2 separate regions of the Homo sapiens genome follow, and region 1 is linked to region 2. The links are chromatin contacts, found by Hi-C in ENCODE. All regions are on one chromosome and are shown on one strand. Each heading gives the region's core, a stretch centred on a gene start or an enhancer-like site at or near the end of the contact. The rest is flanking DNA. Distances are from core to core; before and after follow the strand shown. Region 1 overlaps TPRG1 (tumor protein p63 regulated 1). Region 2 holds the start of TP63 (tumor protein p63).

The links. A loop is a pair of places that touch in the nucleus more often than their neighbours do. Pooled maps may share reads with other maps.
Region 1: a loop to region 2 is called in a map with no recorded cell type, with 4 times the contacts of the local background. The contact joins the enhancer-like site here to the promoter of TP63 in region 2. A Hi-C loop is called at or near these places in 2 of 37 single-sample maps with no recorded cell type and 6 of 50 pooled maps.

Annotation. Positions count from the first base shown.
Region 1 is chr3:189,305,720-189,311,798 of GRCh38, reverse strand. It overlaps TPRG1 (tumor protein p63 regulated 1), which reads right to left. Exons shown (of 6, transcript NM_198485.4): 5 at 1,260-1,413. Among named protein-coding and RNA genes, the nearest start is that of TPRG1-AS2, 68 kb to the right of the region's middle. RefSeq lists an enhancer at 3,822-3,881. Within about 2 kb of position 2,043, at least 3 of the 41 ENCODE cell types and tissues checked have a DNase peak (open chromatin) inside an H3K27ac peak, as active enhancers do.
Region 2 is chr3:189,629,987-189,635,600 of GRCh38, reverse strand. TP63 (tumor protein p63) reads right to left here and starts at 4,212. Exons shown (of 14, transcript NM_003722.5): 1 at 4,024-4,212. The coding sequence starts at 4,085. RefSeq lists a cis regulatory region at 4,685-4,695 and a promoter at 4,088-4,897.

The sequences.
Region 1 (6,079 bases), core at 794-3,293, 320 kb after region 2:
ATGCTGAGGCTTGGGTTGAGAAATTTGAAATAGGAGTGTCCCATAAAGAGTGGCAACATGATCCATATACCAAGCTAGTTTAGTGTCAATAACAGCTTGGAGCCTGAGGGACACCGTGACACTATAAATCCCTGAGGACATTTGCATAATTCTTGAGAGGAACATTGACTTTTCATGGGAGAATAATGTGATTCGAGGTCATTTCATCTATGTATTATGGGGGAATGAAGACTCCATCTAGCCTGTAATCAAATATATGTTGCCTCAAATTCTTTTTAAAATCCCCAGGACCTATCAAGTTAAAATATTTTCACACACATACATATATATTTACACTTGCACGAATAGGTATGTTTAATGCAAGAAATGTAATATATGCCATCAACCACAGAAAGTCTTTACATACAGATTGCCAAGTTTTGAATTCATAGCAAATAAAGAATTGTAATATTCTGAAATGAATGACAGAATATAAAAGTAAACATAAAAAGGACGGAGAAGGTAAGAATTTCTAGGTCTATAAGCGCACTCATATGTATATTTGGTTTTATTGAAAATATAAAGTTTGATCTTTCACTACATTTTCAGCTCCAGCTGTTTTCCTTCTTGACTACTTAGAATGCCCCCGTTCTGCTTTAGATGCCTGGGGGAGGTGAGAGAATAATAGAAAACTGTTCCCTTTAGAAATAAGTCTAATATCTGCTTGATGAGATGAAATTTAAAGACAAAGAAATTGTGAATAGCTTTACACTTCATGGAGTATTTATACACACATCATTCTATTTAACCTTATAATGGTCCAGTGAGGTTGGGAGGAAAGGCAGTGCTCATTATCTTCATTTTAGACGTGAGACTACCAAGTCTCAGAAAGACAAGTGACTTAATCGAGCATGACCATAGAACCTCATCGAACTATGCTTTATACTATTCCACACTTCCATGAATAAAATAATTAGAATGTGATTATATGTGGGAAAGTATATACACCATGTAGGCAATGCATGCAATTAGCAAGCGGAAAGCAGCATGTTATATATAAATATAATGTATATTTACATATAAAAACAGTTTGACTCTTTACTAAAATAAATTATAAACCTATTACCGTTTTTGTCTATATAAATTGCTGGTTTTATTTTATTTTATTTTATTTTATTTTATTTTATTTTATTTTGTTTTGTTTAGGAGTACACGTCCCTAGAAGCACATAGCTCCAGCAACAAAGCTAATCTGAGAGTAATACCCAAGATGCCTCCTACCTTGCAAATTTCAAGGAATTTCTCACTGGTGTATTTCATAGGATGCTCAGTGAAAGTAGCATAAGGAACTTCAGTGGACCATGGGTTCCAGCGGGACAGAAGAGACTGCTCCTCCGGACTCCCCCAGTAGATCCTAAGGCCTTCTCCTTGTCTCCTACAAGAAAGGCGTTTTCCATTAGATTAGTCATTTCCATTTCCAAAAAAAAAAAAATAGAATGTAATACATCAGTCAGCCTTCATATTAACTCCCAACTAGTTAAACTGTTCAAAAGATTTTAGGGGGTGAGAAGAAAAAGGTGAATTAGGTTTTAAAAATAGGAAATTCAAGGTGTTTGGAGGAATTCTATATGGGAAACACCTACTTGGAAATGTGAGTCTGACACTCAGAACAGTGGCTAGAGCTGGAAATACGGATATTGATGTCACACCAAGATTCTGATGGTAAGAATTAAAAGAGAAAGAGAGGAGGTATCAAAGAGGTGAACAGTAACAGAACAGTTCAGGTGGGAGACAGTTTCAAGAAGAAAGGAGCTGCCATGACAATAACAGTTTCCACAGAAGCAATAACTGACTGAGAAAAGACATGGGACTTCTTAAATGGTAGAATATACATGATTTTTGAGGGGGACGCTGACAAATTCAAAATGCTCTGCGACTTCAGATTCTGAATCTCATTGTCCTCTATTCTCTGCACACATTCCATTCAGTGAAATTGCAGCAACAAACATGTCAAAGCTTGTAGAAAGACTGTGCCTGCCCCTCCTGTTAAGTTCACAGTCTTAATCCACAAGATGTGGGAGGAAGCCACTCTGGCATAGCCCAGGCCTGGTCATTTGGTAAACCTAAGTGCAGAGCAAGAGAAAGTAAGCTTGAGATAACAGGGAGAGAACTCATGGTAGAGGAGTGTGGCCACATTGAATAACAAAACCGTGTTTCTGAGGCCTCTTTTGCATGTGTCCATCAGAATTTATGATTTGTGGTTTCAGGTATCTCTGAATGCAAAGAGATGCCCGGAGGTTAAGCCAAACTCAGGTGCCCTGCATTCGACAAGCTTGGAAACTAAGTTGCCTGTAATTCTAAACAGCCCTATGGAACTTCACGGATGTCTCATTTTGTCTAAAAATTAAATCCTGGGATTTCTGGAATGAAAAACCAGAGCTTAATTGTGGTGCCTTCACAAAACTGTCACTTCCTGTATTAAGGAAGGATTCCTTCGGGAATGCTGTTATGGTTTCTGAATGTTTATCCATGTGGAGATGGTATAAGCACAATTTCACACAAATGCATATAACACTCCGCTCCCCAACTGGTTAATACCTGAACTTTTCTCACAAAAGGAAAGTAAAAAAAGTCCCTGAAACATTCTGCTGGCCAGTTATCAGATTTTTGATGATTATATTTGAAAACTGACACCCAACTTTTTTTTGTACTTAATCCTTTGCCCAAGAAGAAAAATGAAAAAAAAAAAAAAAAGTATATAGGAAAAAAAAGACAGAGTTAGGAAAAAAAAGACAGAGTAAAGAAAAATATTGAGAAGAATAGAAAAATAGAAGAAAAATATACCTCTAAAGTTTTCTTTCTCCCTCTCCTTCTCAGCTAGTATACTGGCATTTATTATCCCCCAGCTCTTTTTTTTCTGGCCTGACAATAAACTCTAAACTCAATGAATATTCTATGAGTGCTGGTAAATGGAGCATTCTGGATTGAGTCCATTAAAACAACTTGCACAATGGAATTATTTACTGCTTCATATGTCAATTTATGTGCTGGGTGCAATTTTGCTTTTATCCAAAGGGGATGAAAATCTGCCAAGAGAGCTTGCCTAATAAGTACACATTATATTCTTTTACCTTAGGGAAACCTCAAATGAAGTTTGAGCATGAAATTCAAGAGGGACCCTATTTCTAAATAACCAGTCAATGTGACTATAAAAAGGACCTTTCTCAGAGATATAGTATACTTCCAAATATGCAAGTTCAGCCAACCTTCTTTCCTGAGCTCCAGAGGTGAAAACTAGGAAGATTAATCTGAAGCTAAGTTATCACTCCAAGGGTGGGGCTTCTCAGGCCATCCAGCAAAGCTGTTAGTATCACAGTGCTATGAAAGACGATCATCTTCTCTTTTGTCAAACACCATTAGAACAATCGTGGAGACTGCAGATGCCTTTATGACCAGAAATACTTTATTTAATAGTAACGTACTCACATGAAAGAAATCCTGGGAGGCGACAGAGTGGAGTAAAAGTGCAGTGAGCTGGATGTCCGGGAGTCCTGTGATACAGTCTCGGTTTTGACACTTAACATTGCGTGACTATGGGCAAGCTTATTTCTCTTTCTGAATCTGAATCATTTCTCTTTCTGAATCTTCTGAATATGTCTTCCCATATTTAGAAAAAAACAGGACTTCCTCATCTGTTCTTTAGAATCTCTATATCGAGACATTCCATGACCTCAGTCATGCTGTGTGAATAGTGTAGGTGGTCATGATGCCAGTAACGATCATCTGGTTGCAGACATACAACATCCATAAGCAGTCTTGGGGTATGAATTCTCTAGTTCAGAAGCATCTAATTAGCCCCACTGAGCAGAACAAGTCCTCTACTGCAAAGGTCACAGCAAGTACTATCCTATCATTCCAAGAGGCTTTCAGGACCTACCACAACATTTTACAAACATGGAAAAGCACAAATCAGCTATTTCTCAGTGGAAATGCAGATAAGGTTTATAAACTGTAGAATGTCAGAGCTAGAAGGGCTCTTGGAAGCTATAGCCCAGTGCTTCCTTTCTGTGGATGGAAAAAACTGAGACTCAGAAAGTACCAGAATTTTCCCAAAGCATCACTACAAGACAGGGATGAACTGGCAAGAGTCCTGGTTTCCTGAGACCTCATTCAGGGGTCTTTTCACCATTCTGGGCTAAGGCTACAAAATATATTCAAAGCTAAAGCCCTGCTATTGCATAACATAGCCTTATTTCCAATAGACACAAAGTTAAAAGAATTGCTCTGAGGAGGCTGTCATCATTCATGGGTGAAAAAAGCCTGCCTACGGATCCCAGTCAGTTATCAGAAGAAAACCTCTGTCTCAAAACAAACTATGCATTCTTAAATATACTCAATATGAGCAATTTTGAGACTATAGGAAAATAAGGAAGCACTGGATGTGAAGGAGACAATTACAAACAAGTTAAGTTGTCAGGGTGAGAAGATTGGGTCTTTGGCCAGGTGCGGTGACTCACGCCTGTAATCCCAGCACTTTGGAAGGCTGAGGTGGGTGGATCACCTGAGGTCAGGAGTTTGAGACCAGCCTGGTCAACTTGGTGAGACTCCCATCTCTACTAAAAATACAAAAATTAGCCGGGTGTGGTGGTGGGAGCCTGTAATCCCAACTACTTGGGAGGCCAAGGCAGGAGAATCACTTGAACCCAGGAGGCAGTGGTAGCAGTGAGCCAAGATCATGCCACTGCACTTCAGCCTGGGCAACAGAGCGAGACTCTGTCTCAAACAAAAAGAAGAAGAAGACTGGGTCTTTCTCACTGAGCTGCTATGATGGGTTAATTAAAGTCCTAAGTAAAGGTTGCCAACATCAAATTATCAAGCAAATAAATATTTGGAAGTTTTCTTTCTGAAATTATACTCGGTATAAATCATGACTTTCACTAGCTTGTGTCTTTGGGCATTTCACACCACCTTTCTGATCTGTAGGTCACAATAATTTTGTGAAAAACAGGAGGATAACGGATGATAAAAAGTTTTGTTTCTGTAAGGCACTGTCCCACCAGCATATATTGAGTGTCTACTATGAACCATACTACCCACTCTGTACTGTTAGAGATCTTATATTTTTTATTTTATTTAACCCATATAGTAATTTTGAGCTACTTTTGAAGACATAGATGTAGTTACAGGAAATAAGTTAAAGAATATCACCAGACTTAATCAGATCATCAAGTCAAGAACCACTAGTGAAATGTAATTTTAAAAAAGGGGCAGGGAAAGGAAAAACACCAGAATCACTGGACATAAACAAAACCAGAGAAGCAAATCTCTAGCACAGAGGAAGTATTGGGATGTTTTATGCTTGTCTTCACCTATTGATACCTCTTCTTCCACCTGTATCCGGGTCCAAGGATGCTTCTTATGTGTCAGCTTCTGCTTTCCATCAATGTTTTCATATGTAAGATTTCTACTTGAATCTAAATCCATCAGAAAAACTTCCATTCAGATAGCTTAAATAAGCTCTTCAATTCTCTTTTCTTCAGTCTGAATAAGCCTAACTTCTTAATTATATTTTCTGATGGGTTAAAAGTAATCTTTTAAATCACCTCAGAGCTGATCCTCTAAAACATTCCAAAGTTCTCCATTTTCAATTCCACCATTTTCTTAGCACATTCTCTATGCAGGGTATAGAGAAAGGAATAAGACTCAGTGCCTGAACTCTGTAAGCCCATGATCTGACAATCTATGAGCCGATTTTACTATCAATTTGTTCCCAGACCTCAAAAAGCACAAATAGAAACTTGCAAGTCTCATTTCAGAAATAGAGGATCACTTATTTCAATTATTCCCACTTTCTATCCTCAAGGAAAACAGCTGGATCTGGCCTCCATTCCCACAGTAGTGGAAGTAAGAAGGACAATGTACTCTTTACTTCTAGTAAGTTCCAAAGCCTCCCAGAAAGAGGCAGAGGCAGGGGAAGGGTCCCATAAGGACTTGGTGGAAGAAGGTTTGTAATAGTCATGGATGTTTAGGATCCTAAACTATCTGAGTTGGAAGGCCTTTTGGAGAGGTCAGTTTCCAATTCTTTGATTTTATAGATATGT
Region 2 (5,614 bases), core at 2,963-5,462:
TGCAGCCTTTAGCCAAAAACCAACAGGGAGTCAGCCAGGGAAACCAATATTCCAACTTCACTCTCCTGCAGGAGATTGCTGCTGGTTGAATTCAACAGGAAACCAGAGAAGAAAAGACCTGTTAAAGCAATTATCAGGAGGCAGCTTCTTGAGGCAAAGAATGAGAAAGAAAAAGAGCAGATGTGGAGGAGCAAGTGAAGGACGCCCAACACAGAGCTGCATCTGCCTTTAGGTGATTTTAACTTACAAATGAAATGATCTTCCACTGTAACTTCATTGTCATCACTCTTCCTTTTGGGATATATTTAGAAAGTACAGCTAATAAAGTTGACCTTTACGCCAGTAAAGAATAAAAATCATAACAAATATGTAATTCACACACAAAAAACACACTTCATATTATCCATATAGTATTTTAATAGTTCGATGCTTCTTTGGAATACAGGATGACTAAGAAGAAACAATACAAAATATTTTACTGGTGGTTCAAATTGAAATGATGTTTACTTTTCTCTAATTCTTAGCCCTCAGTGATCACATAATTTCAAAATTTAATTTTGATTCATGTTTATCATTTTAACTGGTTTATTTTTTGAAAAAAATACTTTGAAAGAATTTAATCTATTAAAAGTACTTTGTTAAAAAATAAATTTTGCAAACTAGATGGAAATTCTAGAAATGAAAGAATGGAAAATTGCCCAAGTTTTAGCCCAAACAATAAATTAACAAGGATGTATCTTCTGAAGTGTTAAATTTTAGATTCATTTCCAATATTCACCTAATACAAAATAAACAACAAACAGAATTTATTGTGTACAAGTTTCTATTCATAAATTAATGGTAACGAACCCACTGACTTATTTATTGAACTTTTATAATTTCATCTATAGTTCAATATTTTAAAAATTAAGTTAGTATTCAAATGGTAATGTGATTTTATCCAACTTTTTTCCTCTTTGTATTGTTAATATTATCAAAAGGGGAACTTAATAAGCTCTAAGGTGTTAACTGCCTTTTTGGTTTTCAGAAAAGTTTTTGCAAAGACTAAAGTAAATTAGCATTAACATCAGGGCACAACTAAATGCTCAATATGGTAATATGTTTAAGTGGAAAGGAAAAAAAACAGAGGATGAAGTCCCAATTTTAACTTAGAGAATGATTACCATCATCCTTTGAAACATGTATTTAAACACTTTTTTGGAATGGCATTAACATTTAGTAATAAAAGATAACATCTGTCATTTTTTTTTCTATTCTGTAAGGGAATTCATAAATTAAGGTAGCTTGGAGTTAAAAATATCAAGATATCCTGTTCTTTCTTTAAAAAATTATCTTTCATGACTTCTTTCTAAACACAAGGTCAGTAAAGACAAATTTAACTATGTAGATGACTATGATTATGGAATGATTAAATTTGGTCTTTCTTAAAATAGCTTTTTGTAAACCGAGAACTACAACGGTTGTCTGCTTACAAAAACCAGCTCAAACCCATTTACTCATGAGGTATCAAAGAACATATTGTTTGATCCTTGCTTTGACCATATACATTATCATACTAATTCCTTCAGTGATATTTCATTTATTCACTTGTTTATTCACTAAGTAATAAAGGTTGGAAAATAGTAATAATTCAGTCCTTAAAACACATGACAAACAGTTAAAATACTTGAGGAAAATATATTTTAGATTAAATATGTAAGTACTGCAACATTAAATAAATGAATGTAACAGTCACATCTAATTGGTTTTTGTATTTGCAATGTCTTCCGCAGAGCAGATGCTGAGTAAGAGCTATGTTTCATCACCTTAATGTTTTTGCTGGTTAAGCTTGCATTACAAATGAGAAGTACATATTCTTGCCTAAAATTATTTATTAGGCAAATAATTGCTCCCTGGCCATTCTGAACCATAGTCTCACAGCTTCTCAACATGCCCTCCCCTGCCTTCCCCAAAAGTATCAGGCACCATGATTAAAGCCCAGGGCATTCTAGGAAAATTTAAAACTACTTAAAAATACTATGTAGCCATAAAAAAGAATGAGATCATGTCCTTTGCAGGGACTTGGATGGAGCCGGAGGCCATTATCCTTAGCAAACTAACACAGGAGCAGAAAACCAAATACTGTATGTTCTCACGTGTTAAGTGGGAGTTAAATGATGACAACGCATGGACACATAGAGGGGAACAACACACGCTGGGGCCTTTCAGAGGGTGGAAGGTGGGAGGAGGGATAGGATCAGGAAAAATAACTAATGGGTACTAGGCTTAGTACCTGAGTGATGAAATAATCTGTACAACAAACCCCCATGACACAAGTTTACCTGTATAACAAACTTGCACTTGTACCCCTGAACTTAAAATAAAGGTTAAAAAAAAACCAAAAATACTATGATTGCTTAGAATATTACAGTATGTCAAAAACTGAGATGACATTTGCTTCATGAACTAATAGATCGTCAAGGTAATATAAAAAGTAGTTTCTCTATTTCTTTATATTTATAGGCCTCTCTTATCATTAGAAATGCTTCTAGAGAGGTATGTATGCAGGATTGAAGTGTGGGTTATTAGTCAATAGAAGGAAGTTTCTTCTAAAGCTTCCCTGGTTCCAAGTACCTAGTTTAGGAGAGATGCCCTCAAGAGTAGCATTACACAGTTACTATTTCATCACAATTATCTTCTTAGAACTATTATTTCCAAAGATGTTTAATGGAATAGATAATTTTGAGATTAGAAACAATTTTGAGAACCAGAAAATCTTTGGTGTTTTTCTTTTTAATCAACCCAATCCTCAACTGCAGCTAGATCTAATTTTCACATTATACAAGAACATAAATCCTAGAGCCATTTATTTGTGCTAATATTGTTGTTTGTGGTAAACAGCAAGACACGAATCAAGCCACCACCAACAAATTCCACTGAAACCTTGGAGACCCCAAACTTGCTTCCCCTCTCTCTTTTTTCACCCTTTTCTTTTTATCTCCTTTATTCTATTTATCTTTCTGCCTTGCTCTTTCTCTTCTGCCTTTTCGCACAACCCACCAGAAACCTCACAGGAAGAGAAACAATCTACATAGCTCACATTAGTGTTCTACGTTGTAGCAAATCACGTTAAAGGAAGATCACAAATCTTTCACACTCTACTAGTCTACAGTAAGTGAGTCCTGCCCAGAGAGAGCAGAATCTGCTTCTAGTATCAAGCTCCAACAGACACAGGTGGTAAATGGCAAGTTAACCCTTTGTAACCTCACCATTTTCAACACGCAAAGGACCTCTCTCATTAGTCTTATAAAATAAAGTACGAAATCTCATGCTGTTAAACTAACATCACATTGCTACATATGACTTGAATATCTCCCATAACTTTATGACTGGAAAAACACTGTTCAGATTTCATTTACCAGTTTAAAAATAGCAAAGTCTAATTTGAAGCACATACACAATTGTGCACCCTCACTAATATTCTCTCTTAGTACTAGGCAAATGTTTCTAAATAAAATTTACTACAATCACAAGCTTTAAAAGTCAGATTTGTCAAAAGATTTTCATTATCAAACATACCAAAAAATATTCCTTATAAAATGCAATGACAAGCCACAATCTGTTTGGTACAACAATGGCTAGTTATCTATTTCTTAATGTATAAATCAAAATTATTTGGTGTTTATTTTGACTTGAAGATTATCCATACATTATTATATCCCTGCCCAGTGAAATTTCTTATTGAGTGAGTAGGTGCTGAACAAGGCAAATAATATATTTTAAACATTCTTAAATGGCGTGATAATTTTTTTTAAATGGGAAGATTCGCTTCAAATTTTTTCACTTTGTAGATCCAAATATCAACCAAAAAAGACATTCAGAAAATATGTCCACAGACCACTTTAAGTCCACAGAAAGTCCAAAATAATATCACTGTGCTGACTAAACAAGGAGGAATTGTTCTTTGTACACAGCTGACACATTCATAATACACAAGGCACTTCAATTAAGTTTTGAGAGAAGTTATGTCACATTCAAACTCACCGCTGGATGTAAGGGTCAGGGCAGTACTGTAGGGTGGCACACCGTGAAGTTTCAAAATTCATTTCCTTCAACTGTCTTTGATATCAACGAACGGAGAACAATTATATAAAATATACACATATACCTGTGTATATATAGATATAAAGCCGGGAGGCTAAAAGCAATAGGGTCAAATGCTATCAGACATAGAAGTTTAGGCACTTCTCTCCTTCATACATATTTGCAAAGAGGCGGAGCGTTTCTTGATTTTAGCCAATGAGATTCATCAATTGACTAAAACTTCATAAACACTCGATTCTTACCAGCTGGGCATCCTCTCTACTGTTGTTCTTCCCCCTCTCTCACGGCTTCAGAGTCCTTGACGTATAGTAGCCACACTTGTTGTTGGCAATTTGGAGCTGGAGGCATCTCTGAACTTCTGATCTCTGTCGTGATTGGATGCTGGCATGAATGGCATCAGAGTTTAATTTCAGCAGCCTGGACTTTTGTAACTGAACTGAGCTGATGAGTGTCCACCCTGCTCCAGCTACATAACACTTCCTTGTATCTGGATACTGGTTTGATTTGAGGATTTCTGTGACTATTTCTGGGGCTAAAATGTTTTGTAGAGCTGCTTAGGGAAGTTTTGTTTTGTTTTGTTTTTTCATCTATTTCCCTCCCTCCCCGCCCTTCAGTTTCCCTTTCAGCCAACCGCCTGTTGTGGTCACAATCTCAAATAGCAAAGACAGGGAAATTCCTTGATTATATTTAACTTAGAACTCACTCTTCCTCTCAGCTAAGAGAAAGAGATATCCCTTTCACATCCCCTTAGAAGCTTTGCCTGACCCGAATAAAAGAAAATAACCTTTATTGAGTTAAATATCCTACCTCAAACACATGCACATGTACTTACATATAATATAGTAATTTTCTTAAAGATATTAAAATTGGAAATAATATATTATTGTAGAATATTCTGAAGTGCACAAATTATTTCAAATTGCCTGTTAATAAAAATATTCTAGTTTATTTTAATCTCTCAGTCGGCTCCACTCTATTCTTTATGTCTTACAGTTTTTGCTGTTTTTGGTTTTGCTTTGACTTGACCTACTTCGAAAGGAAACCATAAAATTGTTCATATATTCCCAAATCAGTGTAATATCAGGAAAGTCTACACACAAAATAATTTATTTCCTTTCTGAATATGGGCTGTAAACTTATCCTGGTTTTGTGGATTTGGAAATTGAATGAAATATGATTCAGAAGCTCAGTTAGGATAGACTCCAACAGGGGGAAAAAAAACCACTCTGTGTATCTAACGGTCACTAACATGGTGAGTTCACATCTTCCCTTCACCCCCTAGTCACAGGACACACCTGTAAATAGGTGACATCAGTAGATGTCAAAGTTGTGAGACAATCTAAAGCCCTTTCAGAGAAATTTGACATTTCCCTGTAAGTAAATCTAACTCAAAATGTGTTTCATAAAAATATTTTATTTGTTGCTTCAGCCAGGATGGAAGGGAGAAGCTATTTAAAACTTGACATTCTCTTCCTTTACTTAGCCCGAGAGCGGCTAACATCTGTGAATTGTGAAATTCACAAACAGGCCA